2 separate regions of the Mus musculus genome follow, and region 2 is linked to region 1. A link is a loop called in an ENCODE intact Hi-C map of the cell type or tissue named here. Cell type or tissue: left cerebral cortex. All regions are shown on one strand. Links, peaks and the distances in the headings refer to the core of each region. The heading gives the core; the rest is flanking DNA.

What was found. A loop is a pair of places that touch in the nucleus more often than their neighbours do. Peaks named below come from ENCODE experiments on the same cell type or tissue, not always from the same donor. Only the 100,000 strongest peaks of a DNase experiment are listed, where the experiment ranks them.
Region 2: it touches region 1 in a loop (7-fold over the local background); 6 of 42 quality-filtered maps call a loop at or near these places.

What each region holds. Positions count from the first base shown.
Region 1 is chr2:70,141,756-70,158,122 of GRCm38, forward strand. All of the region lies in intron 8 of Myo3b (myosin IIIB), which reads left to right. Among named protein-coding and RNA genes, the nearest start is that of Myo3b, 110 kb to the left of the region's middle. In left cerebral cortex, for the core only: a CTCF peak has its summit at 5,419; DNase peaks (open chromatin) are centred at 8,865 and 10,373; H3K27ac peaks cover 1,272 bases.
Region 2 is chr2:70,201,456-70,217,822 of GRCm38, forward strand. Myo3b (myosin IIIB) reads left to right here. Exons shown (of 35, transcript NM_177376.4): 10 at 15,560-15,715. Among named protein-coding and RNA genes, the nearest start is that of Myo3b, 170 kb to the left of the region's middle. In left cerebral cortex, for the core only: a CTCF peak has its summit at 8,915; DNase peaks (open chromatin) are centred at 7,136, 9,277 and 11,077; H3K27ac peaks cover 1,163 bases.

The DNA.
Region 1 (16,367 bases), core at 4,939-12,938:
CTCTGATCTTCTGAAGGATTTTTTTAACATTCTAATAGTCCACAATGAGAATTAAAATCACAAAGGAATCAAAATTTTTGCTCTGTGCCCAGTGAGATTTATAAACTTTCTCAGAAATGACTTTGCCTTCAAGTTGCTTTGAATGAAGTCTTAGAATGTGAGGTAGGGACTTAGTGACAGTGACCTGTGCTGCTTCAATGTGGAGCTGCTTCAATATAAAGCAATGAGAACATAGATTTATGTATCGGGGACCTTGTAGGTGCCACCTGACTGGACAGGTAGTTTTGTTTCTTTCATTTTATCTCTTGTCCCAAGTGTGTGTGACGTCATTGTTTCTAAGTGAAGGTGAAAGAGAATCTGAATTTTGGGCTTGCCCTATAGTTCCTGGGCTATTACAGTGACTTTCAGAGATTGGTCTCTGAACCAATAGAGTCTGCCCCTCTTGAATTTATGCTAGGAAAATCAAATGTCTTAGCCTAGCACAGTGGCTCAATCCTGTAAGGCCCAACACTGAGGAGGCAGAAGCAGGAGGATAAAGAATTTTAGATCAACCTAGCTACCTAGTGAACTCCAGAGCAACCCAGGGTATAGTGTGAGACCCTGACTCAGTGACAACAACAACAACAACAAACAACCAACAACAAGAACAAAAAGAATGCAAAGCAGAACATAAAGAAAAGAAAACCCTATTGACGTGACGAATCAGAACCTCTGTGAGTAGGAGCTGGTGCTCTGTGGGCACCTTCTTCCCTCATGATTGAGAGTACTGCGCAGTGTAGTCCCTCATCAGTCCCAGTTAACCATCAGTGTCCCCCACTAGTCTCTGCCCTTCAAGAGGCGACCTTTCCCATCCATTCTCCATCACTCTTGATCTTAATGAAACTCCAACTTCATCTCATCGCCAGTAGAACATTTAGACGTACCACGAAGCCCGTGTTCCTCCACTTACTGTGCTCATCCATATGGAAGGCTGATACAGTGGACCACATAATGATGGGGTGTAGGTGGGAACCAGTAGGAGAGAGGGTATTAAGCAAATGGTTCACTCCTCTTTCTCTCACTATAGGTGGGGTTGGTGTGATGTATCCAGTTCCCTTTGAGACTTACTGTACTTGGCATCTGAGATGTAAGATCAGGAGGGCCAGGACTGAAAAGGGCCTGTAGCAAGGATCCAAAGAATCCTGCTTTTTTTTTTTTTTTTTTTTTTTTTTTTTTTGTAGGTCTGAAGGCTGCTTGGAGCTGAGGCAAAGGGATTCTCACAGCAGTTCTCAGCCTTCCTACGACTTCCTGTTACAATAGGTTATGCTGATCTCCAAACATAAAATTATTTTTATTGCTACTCTATTCATGTAGTTTTGCTACTGTTATGAATTGTAAATCTGAGATGTGATCGTCAAAGGTGTCTTGACCATCAGGTTGAAAACTGCTACTCTAAATTAAGCCCATTTTGTTAAAGAAAACATGCAGTAGATGGAGTTCAAAGCCCCAGCTAATAATTAAGGATTACTGAACCTGGAGCAACCCTTCTGCACATTTCTTTAGGGACTGGAGGTAAAAATGGCATTTGAGAATTCTGGAACCCAGAGTCGCTGCTGTACATTATCCTAACAGGTCACACATCTTTTCTCAAATCCCAGCATGGCCCATGATTGCCTGCAGGTAGAAATCCAGATTCCATTCTCTAGCCTCTAGTCCACCACAGTCTTCTTTTCTTTTGATTCTGTCCAGATGCCTTTGACTCTCCAGCCATATGAAGTAAAGCTCCCTACACAAAGCATGCCTGTTTAGTTCTTCCTGTTATACACTATATACACTGCACACACTGCATATACTGCACACACTATGTACACTGCTCAAACTGCATACACTGCACTACTGTACATGATACACTGTATATACGTTATATACTGCATACACTGCTCACACTGTATACACTATATATACACTGCACACACTGCACACACTGCACACATTGCACAGATTGTACATACTTCACCACAGTACATGCCACACACTGTACATGCTGCACACATTGTATACACTGCACACACTGTATACACTGCATGCACTGCTCACACTGCATATGCTGTACACACTGTATTCACTGCTCACACTGTATATATTGCACACACTCTATACACTGCATACACTGCATATGCTGTATACACTGCTCACACTATATACACTGCACACACTATATGCACTGCACCACTGTACATGTCACACACCATATATAGTGCACATAGTGTATACACTGTATAGACAGCATACACTGCACACACTGTATACACTGTACGCATTGTACACATTGTATATGGTGCATATACTGTATATATTGCACACACTCTATATACTGCATATACTGCATGCATTGTATACACGGTCTCTTCAGTCTGCGATCCACACCTCTCCCTGCTGTCATCCACTCTACCTCTCACAATTACCCCTGGGATGCTGCCGCTGTCCTCACGATGACTGTCCTTCAGAGCCTAGTTTCCGGGCCACCTCCTCTGTGAGATTCTCTTTAATCCTCTGAAACAGGATGAGGCATATTTGTGCACAAAACCCTTTTTGAAACAATTGTCTGGCCCACTGAAAAGTCAGACATTGCCATAATCAAAATGACCCCAATTTTCTAGGCCTCATAAACCTGCTTTAATGGAGGTGGGCGAGGCAGCTGGCAAAGTCACAGATCTTGTTGGTAAGCCAACAAACCTGCTTAGATCTGGAGATTTTGACTGAAAGAGTGAGCCAATTAGTGCTTGTGACCTGAAGAGTTTGCTCTGAGATGGTCATAGTAGATATCAGTCAATATGGATAAGTAGAGAAACTAAAGAGCCAAGAGGGATGAGGGAGGGAGGGTAAGAAGACTTTAGGAACTAGTGAGATAATAATGGCCACAGAGATAATCCTGCATCCTGGCTTCCTCTTTATCCTCCCAGCCTTGTTTACTTGAGGCCTGTCTGAATGTAACTCTGTTTTATTATATATCAGTTTACAAGTAAAATGCTTTAAAGAGCCTTTTTGATATATTGGAAATTGAGTCTATGGCCTTGCATGTGCTATGCATGGGCTATACCTTTGAATTTTCCCCCTGACTTGTGTTTTATTTTCCATTTTAGTATTTCATGAAGTTGCCCAGGATAGCTTTGAACTCACTCCATAGCCCCAACAGACCCTGAACTTGTAGGTTGCCTGACTTAGCTTCCCAAATATCTGGCCCTACAGCCCTGTGCTGCTGGGCCATGTTGAATAAGACTCCTTTTACTTAGGTTTTTTGAGGCAGGTTTCTTTCAGTGTAACCAGGAGAGCTTTGCCCAGCACACCCCTTAGGGCTTTCTGAGGGAAGATCCAGGCACCTGCTATTCTCAGTTGGGTACAGCCAGGTTTAGCAGGCACTGCAGTGATTTGTGGATACCGGAGCAACCAGGAAGTTACGCTGTAGAATCAGAACTGGAAAGGCAAACGGAGTGTCTTGATATACATGGGTAATTCCAGTACTGGGGATTGGGAGCGGGAGCTGAGGCGACAGGGTTAGAGTCTGAGGCCAGCCTGGGCTATGTAGTGTGTTCAAAACCAGCTCAGGCCTATATTCAAAGACCTTATCGAAAAGCAAGTAGAAAGCCCAATATCTCTGAAAGGCATGGGTGCCTTGGGGGTTGACTACAGAGAGGCCAGGACAACTGTTGGAAGTGACAGGTATGTTTTAGGTCTTGATTCTGGTTGCAGTTACATAACTGTGTATGTTTGTCAAAATTCATAGACCTCTATATCTAAAAAGGATTTGAAAAGGTGATTTTTAAAAAACCATATTAAATTATGACTCAATAGACATGCCCTCAAAAGAAATCAATTTAAGAAGAAAGCAGAGTAAAGTAAGATTTTCTTTATAACATTGTCTTAGTCAGGTTTCTATTACTCTGATGAACACCATGACCGAAGTCACCTAGGGGAGAAAAGGGTTCATGTGGCTTTCATGGCCTCCATGTCACAGTCCATCCATGAAGAAAGCCAAGGCAAGAGCTTAAACCTGGCAGAAATTTGGAGGCAGAAAATGAGGCAGAGGCCATAGAGGAATGCTTCTTATTGGCTTGCTTTGCATAGATTGCTCAGTTTGCTTTTATTTTCTTTTTTAGACTTCTTTATTTTATTATTTTAGGTGTATGAGTGTTTGCCTGCATGTATGTATGTATGTGCATCACGTGAGTGTCCGGTTCCTGAGGCGGTGAGAGGAAGGCATCATATTCACTGGAACTGGGGTTGCATATAGCCAGTTGTGAGCTGCCTTCTGGAAGCTGGGAATTGAACCTTGCTCCTCTGCAAAAGCAATCAGTGCTCTCAACCACTGAGTAAACTCTCCAGCTCTCAGTTTGCTTATATATATGTATATATATATGTATACCAGCACCCCCAGGACCATCTGCCCACAGTGATCTGACCCCCCTCCCAATCATTAATCAAGAAAATGCCCCTAGACTTGTTCACTGGACAGTGATTAGGCCTTTATCTCAACTGAAGTTCCCTCCTCCTAGATGTCCCTGGTTTATGTCAAGTTGACAAAACAAGCAAGCAAGCAAGTAAACAAACAAACAGACAAACAAAACTTACCAGCACAAAGACTCTCAACACTTTCAAATGCAAAGCTTCACCCAGTATTCCCTTTTCAAGTCGTATGACCTTAACAGTGTGGATGCTGACTGTAGGAAATGGTATGCTTTTTGCTGTGATTGGTGTTCAAAATGTCGCCAGGTATCCTCTACTTTCTGGTTCCACGTACATAAAGTCAAAAATTGTGTTCAAAAGACATCTGCACTCTTGAGCTTCGTTTTCTGCAAGGCCAGCAATGAATGTTACCATTTAACCATTAGCTTTTTGATTGGAGAGCTTTAAACAGTATTGACTATGTTGTGCTAAAGAGGCATTTCCCAGACTTAAATGCTGGTCTGTAGGATGTTTAAACAGTCTGAAACCAACAACAGCCAGCTTAGGAAGGTTGCTAGGATCAAATGCCTTTGGGATACCCTAGTTTAAATAATATAAATAGGCCTGGTGGACTTCTGAAGTCTAAGACAGCATTGCCATTCACCCAGTTTCTAGGTGCTCTCTCTTTCTCTCCCACATCCTCACACTGAATCTTGAGTTAATGCTATCATTTCTGTTACTGTGACTTATTTCATTTTGTCAGTGTCCTAAACGCTATGTGGTTGGATTCAGTTTTTAATTTATTCTAGAAAGACACAAAACTAGGGTCCTTTGGACGCCTCGTTTGTGTTTGCGCCAACTGACCCATATATTGGTATCCTGGTCAGCTTTTCATCAGCTTGACACAACAACCTAGAGCCACGTGGAAAGAAGAAACCTCACCTGAGCAACTAGCCCCGCCAGCCTGGCCTGTGGGCAAGCCTGCCTGACATTTTCTTATTTAACGCGAGAGGGCGCAGTGCCTTGTGGGTCGTGCTACCCCCAGGCTGGTGGCCCTGGATGATGTAAGAAAGCAAGCCATGAGGAAGAAGCTAGTCCAAGGTGTCCCTCTGTGGCTTCATCCTCAGTTCCTGCCTCCAGGTCCCTGCCCTGACTTCCTTCGATGAGGGAGCATGTTGTGGAAATGAAAACTGAAATAAGCCCCTCCCCTCCAGTTGCTTCCGGTCCTGGTGCTTTATCACGGCAATAGAAACCCTAACCAAGACAATTAACTACACACCAACTCTTCTTGCTACTGAAGTGCAGTGGTCCCAGTGCATACCTATTTATTTAGCCATTGACTTAAAAAGTAAATCTCTGGAACTTATAAAGGAGACATGTTGTCAGGGCACAGATGGCTTTATTGCTCTCTGGGTTGACTTCTGAAACTCGTTTCTTTACTAAGGAACTCTTTTATCCTTTACGGAGGATACATAGAAGATGTTTTCATGGTTGATAATAGTGTTTCTGCTTTGGTAGCATAGGAAAAATATAGAGCAGAAGCAAACGGCCCAGTGCCTCTGCGTATAGCTACAGCACACGCAATTATAGTGGATGTGGGTCTTTAAATATTCTGTCCTTTATGCTTCTCTTTAATGGTAGAAGTTTGTAAACTTCACTAAATCTAAGCTGCTGTCCTCTCTGCAGTAACCGAGTGGCTTTGGCTTGCCTCTCTGCAGTGCTGTATTTTTCCATGCTGCCAGTGACATTTCTCAGAAGGGATCATTCATAGATCACTCATGAATCTTGTGCTACAGAGTGATATTCAAGCTAGACAAATAAGTAGAGTGCTGTTGTGGGTCTCCCACCAGTCTACACTGCCACCCAGGGAGGCTTACAGCCATGATGGGTTGTCTGGAAACCAACATGGGGTCAAATCACAAGTGAATTAATTCCAGCATGGCCCATTGAAGTGGCACACAAACGGGTCATTTAGAGCACTTTGCAGCAACGTGACTGGACCTGCTATTCATAGGCCACTTCTTCAAAAAACCCAAAATGTACTAAGTCAGGTGTCATGAGGCCCTAAAGAGCAATTCTGCAAAATTTGTATGCTTACTGACAGTCCAAGAGCTCCCAAAGTAGAGTTTGGTAAACGAGAAAACATGAAATATAATATGTCAAACCCTGGGGCTTAAGAATCCTGCCATCTAAATTATACAGTTAGGTGTTATAACTAGGCTGTAAATTTGTGGTCAAGCACATTTTGACCAATTAGTGGAAGCACAAAAGTAAATCCTTACATCTTTATTAGAGCCAGGAATGATGGCTGCCATAGAGGCAGGTGGAAACACTGAAAATTCAGTCCTCACAGGTAGACAGAAAGCCTGTCCAGTACAACCAGTTACCGTTCTTGTAAACATAATCCTTTGATCTCTACTCCCATTGGGAGATTCGATATTCTACCTAAATGTCACCAGCAGCAAAGGAATCAGGGCCCCGTGGGGCTGAAGGACACTTTTTATTTTGCAGTTTATTCTCTGACTTAGATTATTATTCTCACTTCTGGTTTCAATATATTCCAGGCTAAAGGAGCAGGGATTATTTAGTGAGCTCCCCTCCCCCAGGTGTGGGCTCTTGTATGGACTATTGGTGAATGGGCCCCAATCATGAATGTTATCATTCAGATCCAATTGGTCAGTTGGCTGGCTCTGTTTTACTTTAGTGGAAAATGACAAGGTCAGTGTTGGGAGACTGTCGTCAAATTGCTGCAGCACTAGGGCTTCCAGGACACCTCTCCCTTCCCCTCCTCCCACCCCTCCCCCCCTCAGCAAGTGAGCGTGAGAAAGGTGGAATGTGAACTTCGGGGCTCCAGCTGCACCTCCAAGCCAGGTTTGAAGGACTCAGGCTCTTGTCTAGAGGTTGTGACTATTCATTAACTCATCGCTCCGTGTCCTCGGAGTGTAATGCAGGCTTTCCCAAGAAACTGGACCATCTTGGTGTCTTTCACTAACCACAGCTGTGGCCGTCTCATAGGCCATACTAAAAATCACTGGATCAAAAGCCACGAATTGCTGGTTTTCCAAGAATCTTGAAGTTTGCAAACTGTAAAATGGCGGGGAGTGGCTCGGGAGATCACACCGGGCGCTTTGCTGCCTTTGCAAATGAAAGGAGGTCAGAGGGAAAGCTGCCCTTTAAGAATGGCTGTTGTATGCTGATTATGGGGTGGATCCCTGGATATGGCAGTCTCTACATGGTCCATCCTTTAGGGATCCACCCCATAATCAGCATCCAAACGCTGACACCATTGCATACACTAGCAAGATTTTATTGAAAGGACCCAGATGTAGCTGTCTCTTGTGAGACTATGCCGGGGCCTAGCAAACACAGAAGTGGATGCTCACAGTCAGCTAATGGATGGATCATAGGGCTCCCAATGGAGGAGCTAGAGAAAGTAGCCAAGGAGCTAAAGGGATCTGCAACCCTATAGGTGGAACAACATTATGAACTAACCAGTACCCCGGAGCTCTTGACTCTAGCTGCATATATATCAAAAGATGGCCTAGTCGGCCATCACTGGAAAGAGAGGCCCATTGGATTTGCAAACTTTATATGCCCCAGTACAGGGGAACACCAGGGCCAAAAAGGGGGAGTGGGTGGGCAGGGGAGTGGGGGTGGGTGGATATGGGGGACTTTTGGTATAGCATTGGAAATGTAAATGAGTTAAATACCTAATAAAAAATGGAAAAAAAAAACAGAAAAAAAAAAAAAAAAGAATGGCTGTTGTAGGAAGCCTCTTTGGGGCTGGCAATTTAAATATAATTGTGTTGGGGGACTAGAAATTTCTTCTTCTCATGTAAACTGAAAATTAAAACTCAATAAAGTAAATATTGCCCCGGAGTATTTTCCAGAGACTAAAAGCTTTGGGGGGGGGGGGGTCCCACCATCAACAGTTAGCTGTAGTGATCAGCTGCTTTCTAAGCAGAATGGATCCACAAATATTCTACAGTCTGCTGCCCCTCCCCCAGACGCCAGCATTCTAGGTAAAATGTATTCCAGAAGAAAATTTCCTGGTATGTCTAATACAAGCTAACTTTTCTCTATATTAGCGTTTTCAAATTATGTTTGTATCTAGAATAGGTTAAGAGAGAGGCATTTTCAATCCCCATTTATCTCTGTAATTATTCCAAGTCCCCGAGAGTTCTCAAATGGTTTATTAGCTAGATTTGGAGAGAATAACTGCAGTATTAAGCTTTTTTTTTTTTTTTTTTTTTTGCTCCATAGTGGGCTTCCAGTGCACAGAGCATTACAATTATTTGGAGACAATCTGTAGTCTTGGAGACAAAATGGCAGTAGTGACATCAGCAGCAATTATGTGTAATTTTTACCCGCAGTTTATCACCAAGGTAACCAGAGTAGGTTTCCCTGCTTGCAATTTTAAGAATGTCATCGTCCTAAATGCAGCCAGGATGTAGGAACAGATTATGCTCAGAATCCCTTCTCCTCTCCATCCCATTTCCCTTACGCAACAGCCCTTTGGAATCCAGATAGCGCAGATCTATTTTTTGCAACAGCTTTGGTTTTTTGAAGCTATTAAGAATGATTTCAAATGCCCTCAGTATGAAAGTGAAAGAGTATTTGTCATAGTGTTTAGATTGTGTGATGCTCCTTCTTGGTAGACTCTCTTCTTTGCTTTGAGCAGCAGTCATGGGGCGGAGCCTCAGCAATGGAAGGGAGACAGAAGAAAGTCATTTGGTCCTTCATAAATCACACTGCCTGGATCACTCCTAAAACTAACTTCCCTAAGGCTATGGGGCAGTCTTGTTATTTTGTTTTGTTTTGTTTGTTTGTTTGTTTTTGTGGTGCTGAGCCAAACCGTGGGCCTTGAGCATGTTAGGCCAGCTCTCTACAATTGAATTACAACCCCAGCCCCTCACAGGCAATACATTGTTTAAAGGTTTATTTATTACATATATATGTTCCTGGTGCCCAGGGAAGACACAAGAAGGGTTGGATCCCCTGGGACTGTAGTTACAGGCTTCTGTGAGGTATTGGAGATTGAAACCGGGTCTTATGTCCGTCTTTCTAGCCTCTCTAGCAGTGATCTTTTCAGGCTTTCAATTGCCTGAAATTTTCAGGACAGTGCTCTGTGCAGAAGTAAATGTCAGAAGGCTGGTGGCAGGCAATGGTGGTCCTAAATGGAAAATGACAGGTACAGAGGCACATTGCATTTAGAGTCTCAGGTTGTCCTGGCTCGGTTGTACTGTCTGAGTGGATGAAGAAGCAAGTATGTGAAGACAGAGATGCTCAAAGGTTCAGCTGTGCATCTGGGCAATGCTGCAGCAGTATCCATGAAACAAAGACCATAATGATGGCTCCTTGTTGGTCCAGAGTGGAAAAAGTTCTGTGCCATATATCTATCCTAAGTCCATGAGGGAAGTAATTGAACAGTTGTTCTAACCTAGAAATAAGCAAGAATTCATTTAGGAGTCAGTGGAAAGTATGTAATGGTGACAGTTGTGATGTATATGTCTATGCCTACTATGAGTGTATACACTGTGTGTATGTGTCCACTGTGAATAAAAAGACTGTGTGTCTGTGTCTACTGTGAGTGCATATACTGTGTGTCTGTGTCTACTGTGAGTGCATATACTGTGTGTCTGTGTCTACTGTGAGTGGATATACTGTGTTTATGTGTCTACTGTGAATGCATACACTGTGTGTATATGTCAACTGTGAATGCATCAACTGTGTATATGTGTCTACTTGGCACACAGAGAAATAGAGCCACCCTGCCTCCAGCCCTTTCCTTATCTTTATTCTGAGACACGATCTTACGAAGTTGTCCAGGCTGTCCTTGAATTCACTGTGCTGGACTACAGTGTTATGATTGGCCTGAGTTATGATTTTTCTGTCTCAGTCTCCAGACATGCACAAGGATTCCCCTGGAGGGGGTCCTGACTCAGAAGTACAACAGCTGTGCCAACATACTCAGTCAACACCAACGTACATTCCAAAGAGGTTTGGGGTGGGAGCTTCATTACTATACAGGGAGATCTTGTATACTCTGGACTTCACTTTTTTTCTGGGTTGCAAATATCTTCTCTCAAGCTGTATCCTGTCTTCTAATGTGGTAATGTGAATGCCTTTAAGGGTTGGACTGTCAAGTTCCCCATTGCTTTTGTCTTTGATTTTGCTTTTCCTACTGTAGAAGTCATTATCTAGGTCAAAGTTTTTCTGCAAGCATTAAGATTTTGGTTCTCTTATTGAAGGTCTAGTTCATTTACAATTTAAAAATATATATAATGCAAGGAATAAGTCTAAGTATTTTAAATATATAAATATAAATAAGTTGTTGTAATATTATTTATTGACTCTGTAAACTAACCCAGTGATGCCAGGTCTTCTATATGATCTAGCTTTTACTTATATGTAGGTCTTTTTCCTGTCCTTGTATTTAGTTCCATTGCCTTTACAGATCCAGTGGGAATATCACACAATTTAAAATATTATGCTTAAATAATAGTTCTTGGTAATGTAAAACGAGTTATTTTTAATCAGCCAAATTATGGAGTGCGGGCCACGTTTGAGGACAGGAGAGCAGAGCTTCCAGAGTGGAGTGTCAGTGACTCTGAGGACAGGCTGTGTCCTTCCATTGCTCTCTTACTGAACTGCCTCAGATCATAGCTCTTGGTTGCTCTGTTGATGAAGAGCCTCTTAGTACTGATGACCCTGAGGCTCGAGGCATGAACAAGTGCTGATGGTTCTACACTGGCCGTGGATCTTGCTGGGTCAGTACGAGGACAAGTGGCCTTTACTGTGGCTGCACTCTGGTATCTAGGGTGTTTCCCATTTGTGCCTAGGCAAGTCGAAGTCTTCCTCTTCCTCCTCCTCCCACAAATTATGGCTTTTTTGCCCATTTAGTTTTTCATATGAAATTAAGAAACAGTGTATAAAATTCTATCTTACTGTGAGTCTGTTTGGAATTACATACAGGGTAACTGGGTCATTAAACTTCTTTACTATATAAAACTTTCCACAAATCAAAATGGCACAGGCTTCCTTCAGTTGTTCTCTATTTATGTCCTTCGGTTTGAATTTTTACTTCCTTTATTGAAAAAAAAAATGCACATTAGAAAACTTAATTTAATAGATAATTTTTGTTACCACTGTCATAAGTGGTGGTTTTGCCCATTGATTCTAAAATGTTCATACAGTGTGTTATGTGGAAAAGGCCAGGGTAGCAGGCTCTGCTCACTTGTCATCTCATGAGAACGATTCTCTGGCATTTGATGGTAATACTGTTTGAGGCAATGAGGTAATATACAGTGCTACGGGGCTGGTCTTACAGGTTCGTCTCTCTGTAATCTCCAAGGTGCTGTCTATTTTTCCCAAGTTCCCCTTCCGGTCTTCCAGCCAGCAGTTTGGGAGTTTGTTTGCTTTGCTTTGCTACACACTTTCCACATCTGCCTCAGAGCAGTCTAGGAACAAATGGTTGGAGATAGAGAGAAAATAGCAGAGTTTGCCTCACCTTTGATGCACAGAGCTTCTGAGAACCCCCTGGAGCGCTAAGGCAGAGGGCAGTCTGGAAACCCATTTTTTTGCTTCTCACTCTGAACCATGAATTTCTTCTAGAACTTTGTTGCTCACGACAGTGTCCGTTTCTGGGATCAGGCTGCTTGACAGCAGGATGGGGGTCGTGGAGAGGAAGAAATAAATACATCGTTGTTTAAGGGCTACTTGGATTTTATTCTGTCTCCTACAGTCCCGAGTCTTTCCAAAGTTCTTTTTGCTGTATCACCCCCCAAAGTTTGTACCTGTGTTGATTAGGGGAGTAAGGTGGAATGAATTTCCTTCATTTTGCCTAGAAACAAGGCCCCTTGGCCTTCAAATAAATGGTTTTTGGTTCAATCAATCCTGTTATTTCTTTGTTTCTACTTCATTAACTTTTATGCGTAGTAAAATTTCCTGCATGCTCTTTTCCTTAAGCGACTTGTGATTCTTCTGCCTGTGACTCCAACCTTATGTAGAAGACAGCTCAATCATTCTCCTTTGCCCCATATATACATAGAGATAACATACTATCAAACTACAACTAAAAGCTGATTTCAACTGTGTTTATTTTTGGTGCAAGTCTGTTCTGTGAGGCTCCCCGTTTCCATTATCATACTTACTCCTGACCGACAGTGTTAGCCTTGCTCTTTCAAACAGACGGTTTGCTATAATTTTTTTTTTGAAAGTTGAATTTTGTTGTGGCCACACACTGAGGTTTATGCTAATTCAATTTCACACTGTTTATTGTGACCCAGTCCATACTCAGTTTCTGAAGAAGGAAGTTTCATGGGTGCTTGAAAGAGTCGTGGATCCTTTAATGATGAATGGCAAGGTCTGGCATATCACTCATGGCTCCCGATAAATACCACTTGTAAGATGGCATCTGAGGTAGAAGGTCTTTCCAAGGAGGATTTTTGGCCTTCAAGTTCTTACCCTCATAAGCAGAGTGTTGGATGCTGTGTGGATGAAGAGTGTGAATGTAAAGTTTAGCTGAAAGACTCGGTAATCGTGAAAAGAAAGACAGACACTGTTGCAAGGTGCAGTAGGTGGTCAAAACCTGTCCACGTGGAAGCTGGAATTGAAATCTGAATTTTGGTTTGATGTTACTTGTCTATCCGTGCTGGCGGCTGGGGGTACAGACCCACCCAGTGAGCCAATGTGTCTATCCGTGCTGGCGGCTGGGAGTACAGACCCACCCAGTGAGCCAATGTAAGAAGAGTGCTCAGATGGACTCTTCAGAAGGAATTGCTTAGTTTTCTCCACATCAAAGCAGTGAGTGACGAGTCTCTTTATCTGGGGATTGGAAACTACAGAATGACTTGCTGTGGGCTTAGGAGGTGGCTGCTGTCCTGATCAAATATGCCACAGGACACAGCCTGTAACAGTGTGAGAGTTGTTGTGGGCCATGAGCCCACCAAACCCTTTCATGAGTTCCTCCCCTTCATGTATTCAGTGTGATTACTCATAGGAAGTAGCCTTGGAGGACAGTCACAAGAAGATGACAGCACAGCTTCATCAACCTTCATTTACCATCCACTGTGACCCAGGCACCTCAATAGGGGCTGGACCAAAAAACTTCACCTTAGAAAAAGATTCTTTTCCTACTACCTGACCATATTTTATAGACATGGGAAACAGACACACACACCAAATTGCTGCCACCAACGTCTGAGAATGTGTGGGCGTTCTCCGTATACCTTTTTTAGAATGAATTGAGCTAAATTATAGCTTCCCGTTCGTAAAACAGTGGTAGTCTAAAGCTGTGGCGTGCAAAATTCAGACATTGCCATAGTAACTCTGTTTTTCCCAGGAAGTAATTGAAAAAGGCACTTTTACAAAAATAGAATATTGATGTTCATATCTATAAAGGAATTAATTTACTGACTTATAGAGAGGAAAGAAGAGAGATGAGCTGCTGGCTGCATTTTAATGTGGTTGCGATTATCCCCAGGGTGGCAGGCAGCCTGCACTTGTTCTTTTATTTTTGCAGCAAAGAGCACTTTTCTTTTCAGCTTGGTTTATGTATAGAAATCGTCTCCAGAAATATAGAGTGTAATAAGGAATTAGCAAGCACACTTAGTAAAACACTGAAAAGCTCCAATTTGTTTCTTGCCATTATCAATTTGATGAATGTTAAAATTGCTTGCAGGAGAGTTAATCGCCTCTCTTGATGGGCGCAGTGGTAGGTCAGCAGGGATAGCTGAGAATAGACTTAGCATTTAGGGAACACCGGCCTGTCACGGGTACCATCATGAAACCAAAGAACAAGTGGAGAGAAGACATTTAGGACAGGAAGTAATGATAACTGTGTCCTGCTGGTATTATTCAGAGGGTGTTATAGTTTCAGTTAAGGCTTATGTATGTGTGCATTTATATGTGTATATTTATATGCATACATATGTATACATATGTGTGTATACATATGTATACACACATACATAAATATACACACATGTATATGACCATATATTCCAAGGATGTTTCTCTGGAAAATTCTTCTAATTAGAGTTTTCTGATTAATCAATTAATTAAAAAACTAATTGACAATTGGATCCTAGCTGGCCAATGGATGATCCTAATGACACATCTCAGATGCTGGACTATTAGGCCTTGTGGCAGGGAAAGGGATGAGAGCCCGAGGGTGGCTTACTAAGATTCCATCCAGAGCACATCTCTGGGAGGAAGTAAGACTAATGTGGCTCTCCCCTCAGGGCTGTTTCCATCTTAACAAGACAGATAATTTCTTCAGCAAGCCATTCAACATGTAAGGATAAAATAGGAAGCATAGAGAACTTGGCCTGGGAGCTGTGGGTGGGTGGTGCTGACAGGCTGCCCCGTGCTCTCCTACTGTGTGCCTGGGATGGTGTTTCTCAGGCTTGGACCCACTATGCTCTTATCAGTTATGTCTGTGTTGTCCATCGTGGATATGAGTTCACAGGGGAAGGAAGGGATGGTGCCATGACTGCATCTGGAGCCAGAGGTCTGGAGAGATCCTGAAAGGAGGAGAGAGTGGTAAATGCTTGCCTGGTTGAGGAAGCAAACAGACCTGTGGAGGAAGACTCACACTTCATCTTTGATGGGTGTGCTCCTTCCTGTTGCTTCTCTGTGACTGTGGTCCTCAAAAGAACCTACCGGAAAATTTCTTTTTTCCAGCCCCCCCCCCCCCAAAAAAAAGACACATAAAGAATGAGCATTTAGTGGATACTTGCTAATGTGCCTCTTGCTACTCTGGGTACTTTATATGATGCTATGCAGCCAATCTCTTCAAACACCCTGGGAGGGTGGTGTGAATACCCCCAGTTGAGAAGACACCTGAGGCCAAAGAGTAACTCAATTTGTTTGTCTTTCTGTGTGTATGAGATAGACATATGTGCACAAGTGTGGGGTGCTCTTGTATACCAGGGTGCATGAGGGTACATGTGGGGGTTAGCTATTGTCATTCTCAATCACTTCTCGGTCTTATTTGTCTCACTGAACCTGGAGCTCGTCATTTGGCTAGACTGGCTGTTCAGCACCTTCTCTAGATGTTCTTGGCACCCTCCCTGCCTTCCCCAGGCTATGGTTACAGCTGTGTGTGCTCATGCCTGGCTTTCACAGGGTGCTTGGGGACCTAGCGCAGGTCCTCATGCTTGTACAAACTCTCTGCTCATGGGAGAAGTAGCTCGAGCCCCTTGCTTATTTATTTCTTGAGATAAGCCTTAAGCTGGCCTCGAACTCACAGTGGTCATTGTCAGTCTACTTAGTTTGGGGTGTGTGGGTGCATCACCATGCTTAGGGTTAGAAAGTAACTTGACTAAGATTTTGGAACCAGAATATGACAGAACCAGAGTTAGAAATCTAACATTCTAGCTTCCATTTTCCTCTGTTTTCCCAGAGATTGGGACCCAAAAATCTTTTAATTGTGAGCAAGGGCATTGAAGTGAAAACTCAAGTTTTAGATCACAGGGATGTTTATGTAGAGTCTTTGACAAGATCAAAAACCCCTAAGCAGCTCTTGCTGAGTATCAGAAAATGTTCATGCTTACGGTGTTGGAGATTGTAACTTCTCCACGCGGGAAATGTCTTGAATAGTCCCAGTGCTGTGGTATTTGATACAACAGCCCGTTGTTGTCTAGGGTTTTGGAGAGAATGGTCACTTCTTGTTTGATCTGAGATGCTTCAGCACAGATACGATAGTGAGGAGAGCTGGCCCATCTTCTGGTTTCGCACTGTGGGCACAGGGTGGATGCTCTTCCCCCAGTACTCTGCAAGGTGATTTCCCTATGAACTGCTTTGGCCAGGGAGTGTGAGTAGAGGCAGCATGTGACTCTCCTGGGTAGACACTGTTGAAAGATGCTCCACCATGTTGTTTCCTCTGCTTTGAAATCTTCATGTCAACCTCTCTTACCTCTGACTAAGCTAGAGAAGGTTTA
Region 2 (16,367 bases), core at 4,522-12,521, 59 kb after region 1:
AGTCTTTGGTAAGATTTAAAAAAGAAAAAAAAGTAGTAGAAAAAAAAAACCCTCCATGCATGTTTCTTCTCTAACTGAAACCGTATGGGAATTTATTGGGAAAATGGGAGCTGGTGGCATTCTGTTATTAGAGTATTTATCATACGGTTATGGAAGGGAGTAATTTATGATCCTTGCTAGCAAAGCCAGATCGATACAGAGATAAATGTCCTTGCCACAATAGAATTTATATCATCCACGTGATAATTGACCACTGTGTCATCTGTTCAATCACTCATCTCATTATCTGATGGAGCCGGTGGAAGGCTAATGTGGGTGTGATTTATTGGTGTACACCAGTGGGAAGCTGTCGGCCCAGCTTACCTGCTACCTGTCCTTGGCAGCACCGAGCATCGTTGTCTACCTCCAGCTGCAGGTGTCCACAGGAAAAAGCCACACTGGGCACCTCTTGTTGAATTAGAAATGACCTTCTCTTCCTTGTACTTGTGGGTTCTATTCCATTTCTGCCCCCAGGGCATAGCAGTCTGCCTAGAGCAGAGGTACCCCAGTAGTTGGCCTAAAGAGAGCTTCTATTGTCACTGATTATCACTTACGGTTTGTGACATAACCATTCCATATCACGGATCCCTGCCTGGCAACAAAAGACGTGGCTTAAAACTCAAAACATGCTACAGTTTGGCAAAAGCCAATCAGAACGATCTATAGGGACCAAAAATGAGAAATGAGACCAAAAGCAGACCAGGAAGCTCACCACTGAGCAAGCTGGGCAGTGTTCGTTCCTCTACAGGGGGGCTGAAAATGATTCCGGCAGCCCCCTCGGTTCTCTCAGCCCCCTGGGAACACTCACTGCCTGCAGTATCTGTGATTTGCCTTGTGAGGGTTAATCAGTGGGCCTATTATTCAGCAAATTAAAGGCTTGGCTGCCAGAGAGTTCCTTTCAGAAAGGATTAGGGTCTCTGATGAGGCTTTGAAGTAATGGATGGAGCTGTTCTGCTAATGGAGGAGGGCTAAGGACTCCCCAGACTCCCCAGGCAGCCGGTGTGGTGTCTTTATTCAGTCCCTTGCCTAAAAAAGAAAGAAATATTTTCTCTTGCAAAAATGTGAGCTTGCATAAGGCACTGGATTGACATGCTGGCAGGTGAGGATACAGGGCACTTCGTTTTGTCGCAAGAGTATGCAGAAGTGTTTCTTAGCTGCTGTGGGTGGCAGGATCCAGAGTAGGGACCATCTCTCCAAACAGTGCCATCAGGAATCAGTGGGGTCTTAGAATTTATTCTCCTTCAAAAGGTTTTGGCTCGGAAGTTGGGCAGGCGACAGGCACAGTGGTGGTGGTCGTCTGTATCCTCAGGACCACTAAGCAAGGAAGCCAGTGGCTGTGCAAAACTCTGATTTGCATAAAACATTGACAACTACCTATTATCTGACAAGACTACCCTCTCTGCCTCCAGGCTTTTCAGCAGCAGTTAGGCTGTTATGGAAACCAGGCTGGTTCATTTCCCCCAATTTCACGTCCATAATAGCCATGGAGCTGGCAATTGGCCAGAGAAATGTTTAGTCCACGTCCGTGTTCACCAAAAGAGCAGGCATTGAAAGAGGAGTGCCCAGTGTGAGTGTTGGTACCACCAGGACCACTGCAGCTGTGCATCATTACTGCTCTCTTTACTGCACTCCCCACCCTCTTTGTGTATTATGTTCTGAAATGCTGGCTGGAGCCTCCGGTGGCCCCTTTTGCAATGGTGTAGAGCTCTGGTCCTTCCCCTCAACTCTCTCCTGTGGAACTCACCATTCTTTTTGAGCTGCATTCTACCCATGGGCTAAATTCTGTCAGGAATCTCCCTTTTATCCTTTGCAATGCTCAGGATGAGTCAGTCTTGGCCTGCCTTTCCTTGACTCCATTGATGCTAGTGGTAGGGCATTGCACTCCATAGGTTGGGAACCCAGAGGCTCAAGCCCGGAAAGGCTCACCAACTCTCTAGTAGAGTTAGCCCCAGATTAAGACCAAGGACCCACAAGCTATGTGGCCATGCTCAGCACAGGACGGTTGAATGCATTACACTGCACACTCACTACTCATTTCTATGGAAAGCCAGAAGAGCGTTTGCTTCAGTCTCACAACCAATGTTCATGGTCTCATTGTAATCCTAGGGGGAGCTGGTCTGCTCACAAATCACAGATTATAAGATATATAGAACAGATGTTTCCTTTTTCACATTGTCTACCAGGAAGCCCAGAGTCAAATGTATGTCCAGCCTTAACAAAGAAAGTCATTCAGTTGGTATTTTCATTCCTATTTTTCTTCCTGAGTTACTCCTTTGCTTTATCATCTTTTCCTTGATTTACATTATTATTATGTTGCCTTATTGCACATTATCTTTATAGATTTAAGCACATGCTTTGCACTTAGTTATTTCTGGAACAAGATAAAGTATTAAAAATCAATCGCGGGCTTAGCTAGGGAAAAGGTAAAGTGAAGGAACTGCTTTGAAACACAGTCTGGTATCGCTCCCAAAGATTACTCAAAAGTTATCATCATTCAACACAGAAAATCCACTCCTAGAAATATGCCCCAAAGAGATGAAGACATGCAACAACGTACAAACCACGTAAGGGAATATTTCTAACAAGCTGCAGATGGGAGCACATGACTGTATGCACATGCTACATGACTGGTAGCACATGACTGTATGTTCAGGAGGTAGAGGCAGGAAGATCACAATTAGAGGCTAGCCTGGGCTACATTATGTATTAAATGCCAGTCTAGTGGGATCCTACTCTCAAAAGCCAACCAAGTAACCAACCACATAAACAATGACATATATTCCTTATACCATTAGTTTTTAATTGTTTAAAAGTAGAAATAACTCAAAGCCTATTCATGGATAAGTGAAGAAAGTGTGACAGCGCCACACAAGGGTGGATTATTTTTAGAAAAGGAATGATGATCTACTAACATCTGCTGTGACTTGTAAGAACCCAGAAGTATGAAACATGGAGGAAGCCAGCCGCATGTATTACAAAATGGAAAATCCACAGAGACTGAGAGTCCATTAGTAATTTCCAGGGATGGGGGTGGTTTAGAAAAGTGGAGAGTGACTGAGAATAAATAAACTACCACTGATTATAGTGATGGTTGTACAACTGTGAACATACTAAAGACCTTTGGATTGTATGTTTCAAATGGTTAAATTGTGTGGATTGTGAGTTATACCTCATTAAAGGTGTTATGGAGTCACTTTTCATAGGGTCAGGCATGAAGACAGACATAAGGGGATCTCTATGAGTTCAAGGCTAGCCTGGTCTACATAGGAGTTCCAGGTTAGGTAGGGTTACACAGTTAGAACTATCTCAAACAAATAAGTCAGAAAAAAAATTCTAGATAGTGACTAGCAGTTGCAAACTCTACAGAGTAGTTTTTGCTGGTTTTCTTACATGTAATCTGTACTTTGTGCTAGGTGTGTGCATTTGACAGTACTACTGGCTTTTAGCAGGATCTGCCATCAGGTTTGGGCTTGGGACTCTCCATGGCATACAAGTTCCCTGTACATTATTTGGTCCGGTGCCCTTGATTCATTAGACAAGCTCAGCGGTTGTTCAGGAGCAGGCGCTGAGCCTGAGAAATAAGGTTGGCTAGCCTGTGCTGCTGTTGTGTCTTTCACTTCATGGACTCCTCCACCCTTGCTGTCTTGAGTTCTGTAATGAGAGTAAAGAGTGGTCAAGAGACTCTGCTGCAAGGAGAGAGAAGGAAAGGTGGCTAAGATCCTGTGTGGCATTAGCTGTCACTGGGACAGGTCCCTTGGGAAGAGAGATAAAAAGAGACTAGGGAAAATGGTAACAGCGAGGACTTGGGGTCCTTTGGGAGGGGTTCCCGTGGATGGTGAAGGTAGAAGATGGATGATTTTTTCCCCCCTATCTTCACAGAGATCTGGTGCTGGTCCATCTGTCAAATTTAAGTTTGCTCAAGAATCCACTAGTGGCTACTTCTACGTTGTTAACCCGTCCCCATGCTCCATAGTTATAACCACGAACTTTCTCTTCTCACATCCTTCGTTCAAGCCACGTCCTTCCTAAAAAGAGCCCCATTCTTACCACCAACTGATTTTCTTCCATGTTGTCAGGTTGTTTCCTAAAGATCTAGTTGCCACCTCTGCTAAACTATCCCAGTGGGGTGTTAAAGTCTTTTCTGCCTTTAACACCCCACTCACTGGTTAAAGGTAGAAAGCTCTGTAGGTCTTCTGGGTCCTGAAAAGCAGTTCCCAGCCAGAATCTCACTGTCACCTGCCTTGGACTGCAGTGTCCAGATCTACTCTTGACCCCTGCATTTGACATCCATGGAATCCACAGGGGACTCCTGAATCCTTCACCTGACTGTCTGTCCCTTGTACTTCCTCCCAGTGCCCACTCTGTCCTTTAAGAACATCACCTCTCATGTGATACACTTGTACCCCAGTTAGAGTTGGGGTTATGGAAGGCCCTAAACTCTTCAGCCTTCAATTACAATTGCTGACACATCTTTTCAGCTACTTGTTTCCAGATTCCATGAAAGCAAGTGTCTGACCCTAGGTACCTCCGTTCTCAGCACGTGGTATAGTGCCCCTTGCAGTAAACACCTACCATACATGTTTATGAATGCACCATGATGTCAGCCTCGCCCATCTCGTCAGCTAATTCATGTGTGTGCGTTGGTATTACCCAGGATGCATGTTTCTTATGGAAGGCCTTGCCTTCACCCTGGGTATTCCTAGGCAAGCCTTTGCCATTGCTGTGCAGTCAGTTTGTCCATGTATTTTAGGGACTGCTTAAGTATTAGCCACTCCTTGCCCTCCTACGTAAAATGCATACAAATGAGAATTATGGATTAAAGTCAGGGCAGAGTGGCAAGCAGGATCAAGGGAAAGAATACAATTCCGATGTCCCTGGGCACTTAAGCCTGCACTAAGAAACCGACCATGACTGTTTGTCAAAATGGAAATTGATTTTTGAGTCAAAGAAATGAGCCAGACAATTCAAAGACAAGAGTACCCAAAAACTTGAACTTGAAAACAACAAGGAGTTTTGCTTTTGCTGAATTGTCAGACCCCCAAAGTCCCCTTTCTCTCAAATGTTGCGAATTCTGCATAAGGGCATCTACTCTCACATAGAGATCATGCTCTCAATAGTAGGAATCCCATAGAAAGCAATGAATTAATTACCAAACTCCTTGAGTTCGACTTGTATAATACTTGACCCAGTTTAGTTAGGTAGGTAATTGATTAGGAGACAGCAGACTTTAACAACAAAGAAAACGCATGTTACAGACCAGTGGTCTCCAGAATTCAGGTGCTATAAATGTGGCCCTAGGAATATGTAGGGCCTCACAGGGGCATCAGGCTGTGAGGGTTTCTGGGCCAAGAGTGGACTGCCTTCTGAGAGGTGAGCACTCAGCATCCTTTCTTTGGTGAAACCATTTTGGAATCAGAACAATTTTCATCTTGGACATGAACCTTCTCCTGTCTTGATCTAGGATTGAACAGTCTTTAGGACTGTAGGAAACTAAATTTCTGTGTATTCTCATTTCTCCATTCTCAAATCTCACCACAGCGGTGCAGAGTGGACTCTGGACTGAGACACTTATGGGGCACTCTTCCTGCTTATCAGCTGCCTTCCATTCAAGCAGTGGCATACAGGACCACTTGGTACAGTGGCTGACCACAGAACCAGCATTTATTGAGCGCTTGCTTTGCAGCGAGCAATGTATAACCATTGCCTTACTTACTCTCTCAACAATCCTGTTATATATAGATAGATATAGATACAGATATAGATGATATAGAGCAATAAATAGCTCAGTGAATCTAAGTAAAGCTTACATATCACCACATAGCTCCAGGAGTGTTGTATTTGTCTTCAATAACTGACTTAACACATACCACTGTCCTAAAAATCTTAAAAAATATGTCATGCTTGGAAGAATAATGAGTTTTGTCACTGAATGTATTATTTAAATGCATCAACAAATTATTTAGAAAGTGCTTTGCCTATGTGGGCAAATGTTCCCAGAAGGCGTTGACTAGAAAGGCTTATTGACTGATTATATGTCATCAATAACTGTGGAGGGTTGGAATGTTTCAGGTCTGGCTAGGGCCCGGTTACAAGTTATCTTGCTTTGTTTTGTTTTTTGACCCTGGCTGTCCTGGAATTTGCTTTGTGGATCAGACTGGCCTTGAACTCAAGAGATCTACTCACCTCTGCTTCCTGAGTGCTGAGATCAAAGGCATGTGCTTCCACTGCCCAGCTATCTTGGTTCTTTAACAGCCGTCATCCCTGTGTGAGTGACTAACATCCTTGTGGCCATCAGTGAAACCTTTTGGAATGCATTAACTTAATAGACCACTAGGTCTCCTCAACACCAAAACTAATGTCACTGGATAGCATCTGAGGCCTACAGAAAAGTCCCTTCCCCTCTTTGTTGGCTACCTGATGCCTCCCTCAATATATTTGAAAGGCATCTTGACTTATGATTTTTGTTTCGTTATTATAAAACTTCATGGAACTATTACCACATTGGAACATGGGATTTAGAGAAATTTGAGTCTGTGTTCTGGGCCATGGTCACTCATATTTGACTTCAGGACAAGCCATCTTTTTTCTTTTCTTTAAGGTGAGAGCTGTGTCTCTTAAAAATGAATTTGGCAGCTTCTGGATGATCTTGCCCCGACTCTCATATTTTCTATAATCTCCATCTTGTGGAGTTAGCTACCACATCTATCTCCAGTGCTTCTTATCTCCCTGGGCTGGTGAAGCAAATCTTTCTTTAATTTTCACCTTAAGTAAAGACCTCTAAAGGAAGCCATGGTTGGCATCTGATCTTCTGGTCAAGTCTGGTGGATCTTTTGCCAATTCCTGCCATTGCAAAGACCCAAGAGGCTTTGGTGAAGGAGCTGCAAGAGACCTTAGCTGTGCCAAGCAATGGTGTTGATAGCTGCTCCACTGTCCCCTGAGTGAACAGTCCCAGGATCCAGTTCTCCAAGGATGATCGTGCCTTTTCTAGCCCTTTGAACTGGAGGTTGGTATTTGAAAACAGACTAAGAACCTTATGTTTTAGTTGCTATGGTAATGAAATGAGGTAATGGCTTGTGATTTTTGATGCCCTGACTACATCTCATGAGGTGATGACTCAGACAGTAAAGAACTTTCTGTGCAAGCAGGAGGGCTTAAATTCATATCCAAGCAAAACTGGGCACAGCACTACTACACTCCCATAATCTGAGTGCTGGAGTCATGAAGACAAGAGAAACCTCTAGGTCTTGTTGGCCCTTGGGTCAGCCTAGCTGAATCCATGAGCTCTAGATTTGGTGGGTTTGAGAGCTTCTAAGGAAGATGCTTGACTTTGACCCCCACATGCACGTTCATTTGCACACAGATATGCACGTCATATGTACACACATTCACATCATCTGTAGACTACACAATATGAAAAAAATGTCAGTGTAATTGGAAAATGCCTTTCATAAAACCCCCTGCTAAGGTAGTAAGAAACATGGTAACTAAGGACCTGTCCTTACTTACTTACAGGTTACTGCCCTGAAAATGATCTAAGCCCTAGAATACAAAAATTGGGAGATATTTGGGTGAGATAGTTCAGTGAGTAGAGATACTTGCTGTCTGAGTCTGTTGGCCTGCGTTCAGTCCCTCCCTGGGACCCAAATAGTGCACGCACACACTAATGATAATAAATAATAAATTGAATTTGTAAGTTTTTTTTTTTTTTTTGAGATCTTCCTTGGCTGTCACTACATCCAGCAGAGACCATGCTTGTAATAATACATCCATTACAGAAGGTGGCAGTGTCATCAGCAATAGTTAAGCAGCCACCTCCCTCAGCAGGCCTTTCGATGGCTTTTTCTTGGACACACTTCTGCTTACTTGTAATTGGCACCCCCACCCAGCTGTTGGCTGGCCTGCTATAGGCAGGCTCTCCCTCATTTAACACTTTCAGATGGCTCCTCAGGCCTCTCCCAGATGGATTCTGTCTGTTATCTGTCTATGATAGTGTCTCCCATTGGGGGAGGGGGCAGCGTTTCCTTAGACAAATGGTGCTTGAGGATCTCAGATTTGTTTGTTTGTTTGTTTTTTGGTTTTTCAAGACAGGGTTTCTCTGTATAGCCCTGGCTGTCCTGAAAAATCACTCTGTAGATCAGGCTGGCCTCGAACTCAGAAATTCGCCTGCCTCTGCCTCCCAAGTGCTGGGATCAAAGGCGTGTGCCAACTTCCCACAATGCTGTGCTGTCTTAGTCAGCATTCTATTGCTGAGAAGAGATGCCATGACCAAAGGCAACATTTCTAAGAGAAAGCGTTTAATTGGCTTACAGTTTCAGGGAGTTCACCCTTCATCATCATAGCGGGGAACTTGGTGGCATGCAGGCAAGCTTGGTGCTGGAGAAGCAGCAAGGAGCTCTGCATCTGGATCCTTAGGTAGCCTTAGGGCCTGGCTTGGGCTCTTAAAACCTCAAAGCCCGCCTTCAGTAATGTACTTCCTCAACAAGGCCACACCTCCTAATCCTTCTCAGGGAGTGCCACTCCCTGGTGACTAAGCATTTAATATATGAGCCAAGGGGCCATTCTTATGCAAACCATTGCATTTGCTCTTTCTATCTCCTGACTGCTGTACAGACTCTATTCTCATTACAGATTTGCTTCAGAGGGAGATTACTCCCCCCCCCACCCCCCTCCCCCCACCCCCCCGGTTTGAAGCACCCCTCCTGCCTTCTCAGAGCTTTTACCCTTTAGCAGACACAAACCCTTCCACTCAGATTGAAATCTGCACAGTTGCCTGGCTGAGTTTGCTGCCATGTATCTTATTGACTTGGTTCACCTCTTCACTCCAGGCATGAGGTTAGCGTGTAATTCCAGGTCTCAACAGTAGAACCTCAACACATCAATGTAATGTGGCTAAATACTCTAGCACACAGAAAGGGGGCTGTTCACTAAATTCATATAAGCGATAAGCAATGCCATATCCTCCCTCAAACCCCTAACCTTCCCTCCCCCAGCATTAGTCACTGTGGGAAAATGCCTATTGCTGTCAGTCTTGTTTTCCAGAATGGAAATTTTCTTCCAAGTCAGAGCACCATGTGCTCTGCAGCTTAGCCTGTAATTACCATATCCGCAGGAGGATTTTCTCCTCTTGCCAGTCAGGCTTCTGTGTGACAGTGATAGGAGCCTCATGGCGTTAAGTTAAAGTGAGTCACCAGGCAGGGAAATGTTTGGTCGGATCAACAGCAGTTGGGTGTCCTGTACCAATGGGGACACGTAATCTAAGGAGCAAGCCTTAAGAAGGCAGCAGACAGTATGAGAGACAAAATATAGACAAAGACGTGAGAGGAGATGAAAATCGTGGGTTTTGACGTAGCATGGCCCCACTGTGTGGGAGAGGATTGCCTTCTTCTTGGTTTTTCTTTTTTTCCCAAGCTCATTGGTATTTTTAGTTCTTGCTTTTTCAGCTGCGCTATATCAAGTGGGTTTATTCAAGGGTATATCTTGATTGTTGGTAAATGGTTTCCCTGTTCAGGCATCCGGGAGTTTGGTCCTGAAATGTCAGGTGACAGGGACAGCTGCATCCTTAGGACATCGCGCACACACACACACACACACACACACACACACACACACACACACACACGCGCGCGTGCGCGTGCGCGCACATGCACCCAACCCCCATGCCTGGCTTCCCAGTGTCACAGCCCAACATCGTTTGCATCTTGCTTTCTGCCTATTTGGGCTTACTGCAAATACCAGCAACAGCCTGCGTTTAATGTGGGACCACAAATGAATTCTGAGTATTAATCTTCAGCAGAGAAAACATGATGGAAAGAACTAGAATTTCAAATCAGGTGCTGAATTGAATTCCTTCAAGGCTGCAGCCCGCTTCATTTTTCTTCTGGTGGGTTTTCCTATCATATTCAAACTGTCTACTGTGGCCTTGTAAATCTGGGGCCTCTCACTGTTCAGGCTATAAATACAATTTTATTATACTTTGCTTTGGGTCCCTCACCACAGAAAAAACACATCTAAACCTACTTTTTTTTTTTAAGAGATTAAAAAAGCACAGCAGTGGAAGGAAGATTTTACCTGGGATTTTTTAGTTTCCCCAAAGTCGGCCCATGCTCAATCTTATTTTTTCCTTAAGTAAAGGATTCTGAGAAGAACTGACTTGGGCCGAGCAGTGTCCCAGTTTGAGAAACTGTCTTCTATGGAAGTAATAGCTTATGAATGTCCCAGATACAGGGACAGTTAGGGACTTGCGGATCTTGCCTTGGTCTTCTATGGGGAGGACTCATCTCTGACCTTGTTCTAAAAACACAGCACTTATCAGAGTTTACAACAGAATTTCCAAGATGGTATCTGTGGTGTGTGGTTCACTGACAGCAGGGACACAGGGAAGAAAAGAAGGAAAAAAAAAGGGTCTATGGCCAAGTAAGCTTGGAGACATTGACTCAAACAAAATTAAGTCATTTTTAAAAATTCTTAATGCTCATTAAAAACAAAACAAAACAAAACAACAAAAAAAAACACAACTTCTTTAGGGGCTGGAGAGATGGCTAAGAGGTTAAGAGCACTGACTGCTCTTCCAAAGGTCCTGAGTTCAATTCCCTGCACCCACATGGTGGCTCATAACCATCTGTAACAGGATCTGATGTCCTCTTCTGGTGTGTCTGAAGAGAGCAAGAATGTACTCACATACCTAAAACAAACAAACAAACAAACAAACAAATAAATATTAAAACAAATAAACTTTAATGTATTCAAACACATCATGAAACCCCAAACTTACATGTTTTAGAAGATCACTAATGTTTCCCAAACTTTATTTACCAGGAAGCCATTTCTCTTTCTTCTTTCAGTCTCTCCCCCTCCCCCCTTAACAGAATACCAGCCATGACTAGCACTTTACCCAACTTACCTAACACACTGGCTGGTGCCCATGTCCCAGGTCAGCGATCCATGCATTTCATCCCTGCTTAAGCCCTGCGTTGGCTTAACAAATAATCTTGAAATGAGTAAGCATATTCGATTTTCTTAATCTCCCGTGTTTGTGAACTCGCTTGTGAGAAGTGTACAGAAGCTGTCTGGGGTTCCTGCCCACTCTGTTAGTCAGTTTTGTCTTCATTCACTAACTGTCTGCTTGAAAATGATGAGCTGAAAATCTTGATCTTGAAGAGTAGGACATCACTCTTCAAAATCACTAATGATTATTCAAAAACAATAATGATTATTGCTTGGTTAGAGTTGGTAAACAGATGAAGGGCAATAACTGCCCTTAGGCATAAAATGATTATTAATGTTCTATACGTATTAATTAATGCTGGAAATAAATACGGCAGCAGTCACTCCTTAACCAGCTAGCTCCCCAAATAACCACCCAGAGACCTTTTAATATTTCAAAGCTTAGGCCTTAACTGGGCAGACACTCAACTAGCTTGCCCAAGTTAACCTGACCATCTAGCCCTGTGGCTAGCTATACCTTTCAGGCCTCTCATAGCTCCTGGATAAAGGGCCTTCCTTTTCTTCCCAGAGTTCCTTTCTCTCTCCCAGGAAGTCCCACCTTCTACTTCCTGCCCTGCGAATTGGACGTCAGATTTTTATTAAAGGCAATCAGATCAGGCCTTAGGTAGGTGAGGAACTTCACATAGCATGCCTCAACACTTAGGCATTCAAAAGCGGCAGCTTGCAAGGTGAAAGAGTTCTGACTACACTTCTTATCTAGTGCCAAATGCTATACTAATTGCTCTGTTTTCCCCCAATTAGAAATGCCTTCTGCCTCCTCTCCATCAACCTAGCTCTTTCTACTTCCCTCAAGTCTGGCTTAGGTCTTGCCAGCTCCAGGAAGTCTTCCTTGACTAGAGGTTTCTAACAATATACCCCCTGACCATATTGCATGGCACACAATAGCTTTGCCATTTTTAACAAGACAGAGTATAAAGGGTTCTTCTGTGGGAGTTGGCCCAGGGCCTCATCACTGATGGGCTGATCTCAGGTTCTTCACATTGGAAAAAAAAGATTAGCATAAAAAAAAAATCTTGTCCAGGTGTCATGGTGCAGACCTGTAGTCCATGCATTCTGGAAGGTGAGGCTGGAGGGTTGACAGCTTGGAGGCTTGGGTTGTATCATGGACTTAAGAAAGAGAGAGAGAGAGAGAGAGAGAGAGAGAGAGAGAGAGAGAGAGAGAAAGAGAGAGAGAAGGATAAGAAAAGAAAACCCACATAAAAGGAAGTGGGGCTTAAGAAGATGGTTTGTGTTTGGTGAAGTTCCTGCTTGAAAGACATGAGGACCCAAGTTCGAATCCCCAGAATGGTGTAAAAATGGATACACAGCAAACATCCAGAGCTGGACCAGTGGTAGGATAGGAAAGGTTGGAGTCTGTCTAGCCAGTCAGCTCTAGGTTCACAGAGAGACCTGTTTCCAAAAATCAGATAAAGAGCAACTGAAGAAGGCACCTAAGGTTGACCTCTGACCTCCATATTCACATCCTTGTGCACACATGAACATACACATGCATATGTACACACACACACACACACACACACATAGAAAATCATGATCCTTATGGCTCTCATGTAGTCCAGGCTGACCCAGAAGTGAATATCATTCTGAAAATGACCTTGAACTTGTAATCCTCTTGTTCACCTCCCAAGGCAAGCACAGCCTTGTCCAGTGTTGTTTTCCTATTATTTGTTTTCTGCCTGGGTACATAAGCAAACACCAGTTTTCACGGTTTTCTGTTTCTCTGGTCCTTTCATCTTTCCAATTAAATTTACTATCAATGCTTGAGGATAAATATCATAATTGTTCATGCGTTAGTTTATTTCATCTAATTCTGGTGCGGCATAATAAGTATTTGCTCAGTAAATAGAATGAGACGATGCCCCGTTATCTAGTAGACAGAGCCTTTGCATCTGTGTGTCAATATCATAACAATTCCCTTTCAGACTTGTGTGCTGCCTCCATGAGAACGAGATGTGGAGGGGTGTTTGTGAATTAAGGCTACGTTCTCAAGGTCTTCTTGTCCTTCCCCTAAAAATCCTCCCTGTGCAGCTGGAGGTGGCATCGTGCTGTTTAGCATTCCTCCCAGGCACGCTCAGCTTCTCTCCTGTTGATCCCGTGGTGTGCAGTACCACCCACTCCAGTCTTACTGAGAAGACTAACTAACTCATCATCTTCCCGGATGTCTCGCCCATCACTGTAGCTTATTTGGGTCGCCACAGGAACAGACTCATGTGTTACAATCTTCCTCACCTGATTCTTTCTCTTTGATATTCATGCATTTTTCTCTTACCCACTCTGTGATTTAAAGCCAGACCCTCTCCAACACAGCAGATGATCTTGTCACTTGTTAGAAGACTTCCTTCGCCTATACATGCTAACATCGTGTGACAGATAGATATCCTACCTTTAACTGCTTCCCATTCCACTAGGGACATGATTTCTAAGGCTACCCAAAAGACTCTGTCTGCAGGCTTCTTCTGACGGCCTCCCCTGAAAGTCTGTCCCAAGGAGGAAGGTTAGAGGTACACTCTGCTCGTTTCCCATTTCACACGCCGTGGAGTTTTTCATGCTGTCACAGACTGCATTTGGCTTTGCTCCTGAGTCTGTGTGTTGAAGCCTTGGTAACAGTTACCTGGCAAGGAAAGCATGCCTATTTTATCATTTCCTTTCTTCCTCTTAAAAAACAAACAAACAACATATTTGTATGTGGTATGTGTATGCATGTGTATGTATGTGTGTGTGTGTGTGTGTATTTATGTGCATATAAAGTGCTGGCTGAGGCCAGAAGAGGATGTTAGATCCCTTGGAGCTGGAGTTATAGGCAGTGGTGAGCCATCGTATCTGCATGCTGAAATCAGATCTTGGGTTCTCTGTAAGAACAGTAATCGTTGAGCCCTTGGGTGGATCCTGGACTTACCAACACCATTCTCATTCCTTCTGAGGATCCAGATCTATCTGTCTCCATCAGCCCTCAAGGGACACATGGCTACTTTATTTTAGGGGTTTTTATGGTCCACACTTAAGTCAGAAGGGAAGAAATCACCAGGGTTACCAATCAGATAGCCCTCTTGAGTTCCTTCTTTTCTGGGCAAGCAGTGACATAAATGTGTTTTCCTTTGGCAGTAGTTACACGGACCCATGAATAAACATGCGATCCAGGGAAGATTGCTCATGGGAAGACAACAGCAATCTTTTGTGAGCCCCTGTGCCTGATTTTGTATTGTTGCTAGGAAAAATTATAGGCTATACAAACCACCCTGGACCTATAAAAGTCAAATGATTGATTTCTCCCCATGGCAAGGTGGAGGTGGTATTTATAGTCTTGCGGCCATCAGTCTGGAGATACTCTAGGCGTCGCTGGCCTTTCTAGCTGCAAGCTCCGGTTCTAGGAGCCCCCAAGGCAAGGCATCCACCAATAGACTGACGGGGGAACGGGAATGTTACAGAATATTCTTCAGGACTAGAAGGTGAGGGAAAGCCATTTTGAAGTGAAAACTAAAAGCTCCCTGTGTATCTGACAACTGGGGATTGCTGTGAAGAATTGGGCTTAAATGCTCTGTCAAAGGTGCTCAGAGGCTGCTAACTTTCCTACAGCCTGCCAAGGCTTTGGGTTGCTGCTGCCATGCTACTGAGGGACAAACCACAGCTGTTGATGGCATGGAGTGGGCAGAAGGTCATTCTGTGCTTATCCTGAGCCTCCTGTGTCAGCTGAAAGATGTTGCAGCTTCCTCCTCTGATGCAGGGCAGCTACTCGGGATAGAAAGGCAATGGTGGTTGGAGCGGTTTTCATCAGATCCCATTTCACTAGGGATTTCCGTGTGTGGAGTTGTTGTTTTCTATGGATGATAGGTCATTTAGTCCTAATGAGAAAGCCGTTCCGCTGGGGTGGCTCTAACCAATCCACTGCAGAGGGGCTCAAACAGATCCCGACTTTTACCGTTTTGCATGGACTTTCTGCTCCCCACTTTGTATAATCCTATAGCAATTCACCAGAACTACAGTGCCAGTCATCTTCAGTTCTGAGACCTTTCTGTTCTCTCAGAAAACACTAGAAGCCAGTGGCCGCACGCTTCTCTGTTGCTTGCAGGTTCCTTTCTCTCTTTGTAAGCTTCTAAATGCATCCCCCAGGCCCTCCACTCCACCGAGTTAGAGCAACTCCTATAAAAGGGTTAGTAGAGGTGATACGTCACAGTTCTATAGGTTCCTAAGATAAACTCCCTTCTCTTAAAAATGCTTTCCTAAGTAGTCTACTTTTCCAGTGTTTCAAATATTTCACAGTAAATTGAGAGTAAAAAAAGAATTGAGTTTTTAATATTTACTTACAACAGTCTAAAGTAGATTTCTGATGGTTTAACTGATTCAATTCATTGAATTTTTCTACTTTCTGATACATATTTCAAAGGAAAGAGCTGCACGGGGCTAATGATCACGTTCATTACCAAGCCTTCTTCCCTCCTCTCTCCTATATTATATTCCCAGGGACAGAGAGTGTCTAATGTTACACTTTAGAATTATTTGTTGTTTTTTTGTGAAACAGGTGTCTTATTAAAGATTTTGAAAAGCGGCCTTCGGTCACCCATCTCTTGGACCACCCATTCATTAAAGGAACTCAAGGCAAGGTTTTGTGTCTGCAAAAACAGCTGGCCAAGGTGCTCCAGGACCAGAAGCATCGAAACCCTGTTGCTAAAACCAGGTATGGTTCTCCGTGTCACTCTGATTTCTTTCTCTGGGTGTTTGTAAGGATGATATGATTGTGCTTGGGCTTGCCCCACATTTTAATCTGTAACAACCACATCCTTGCATTTTGCAGCGTTTCATTTGTGTGACTTTAATTAAGCATGTCCCGTGGACGAATAGGCAGGATTCAGAAACAAACTGCCTATTCAGACCCCTGTGACCGGTTTCTCTCAAATGGCTGAAATCTCACGGTCCTCGTGTTCAGCTGAGTAACTAACTGCAAGCTGGACAGTGGTGGCCCGTACCTTTAATCCTAGCACTCAGGAGGCAAACGAAGGCAGAGGCAGGTGGATCTTTGTGAATTCTAGGCTAGCCTGGTCTACAGGATAGCCAGGACTAAACAGAGAAACCCTGTCTCAAAAACCCAAAATAAAATAAAATAAAATGTAACTGCAAAACAGTCATGTCTGAGATTATGTGAAAAGTCTTTAATTGGCTATTGCAGAGTGGAGAGCTAACATGGACTCTACGAACAGGCCGTGGAAAGAGTGTATGTTAAATGCTCAAGACTGTTTCGATGGCCTCTGAGCCCATTCTCTACTGAATCCGTAGACTTATCTTAGTTTTATTTTCTCATGCATTTTGTTTATGCTAGCTAAAGCAGCCAG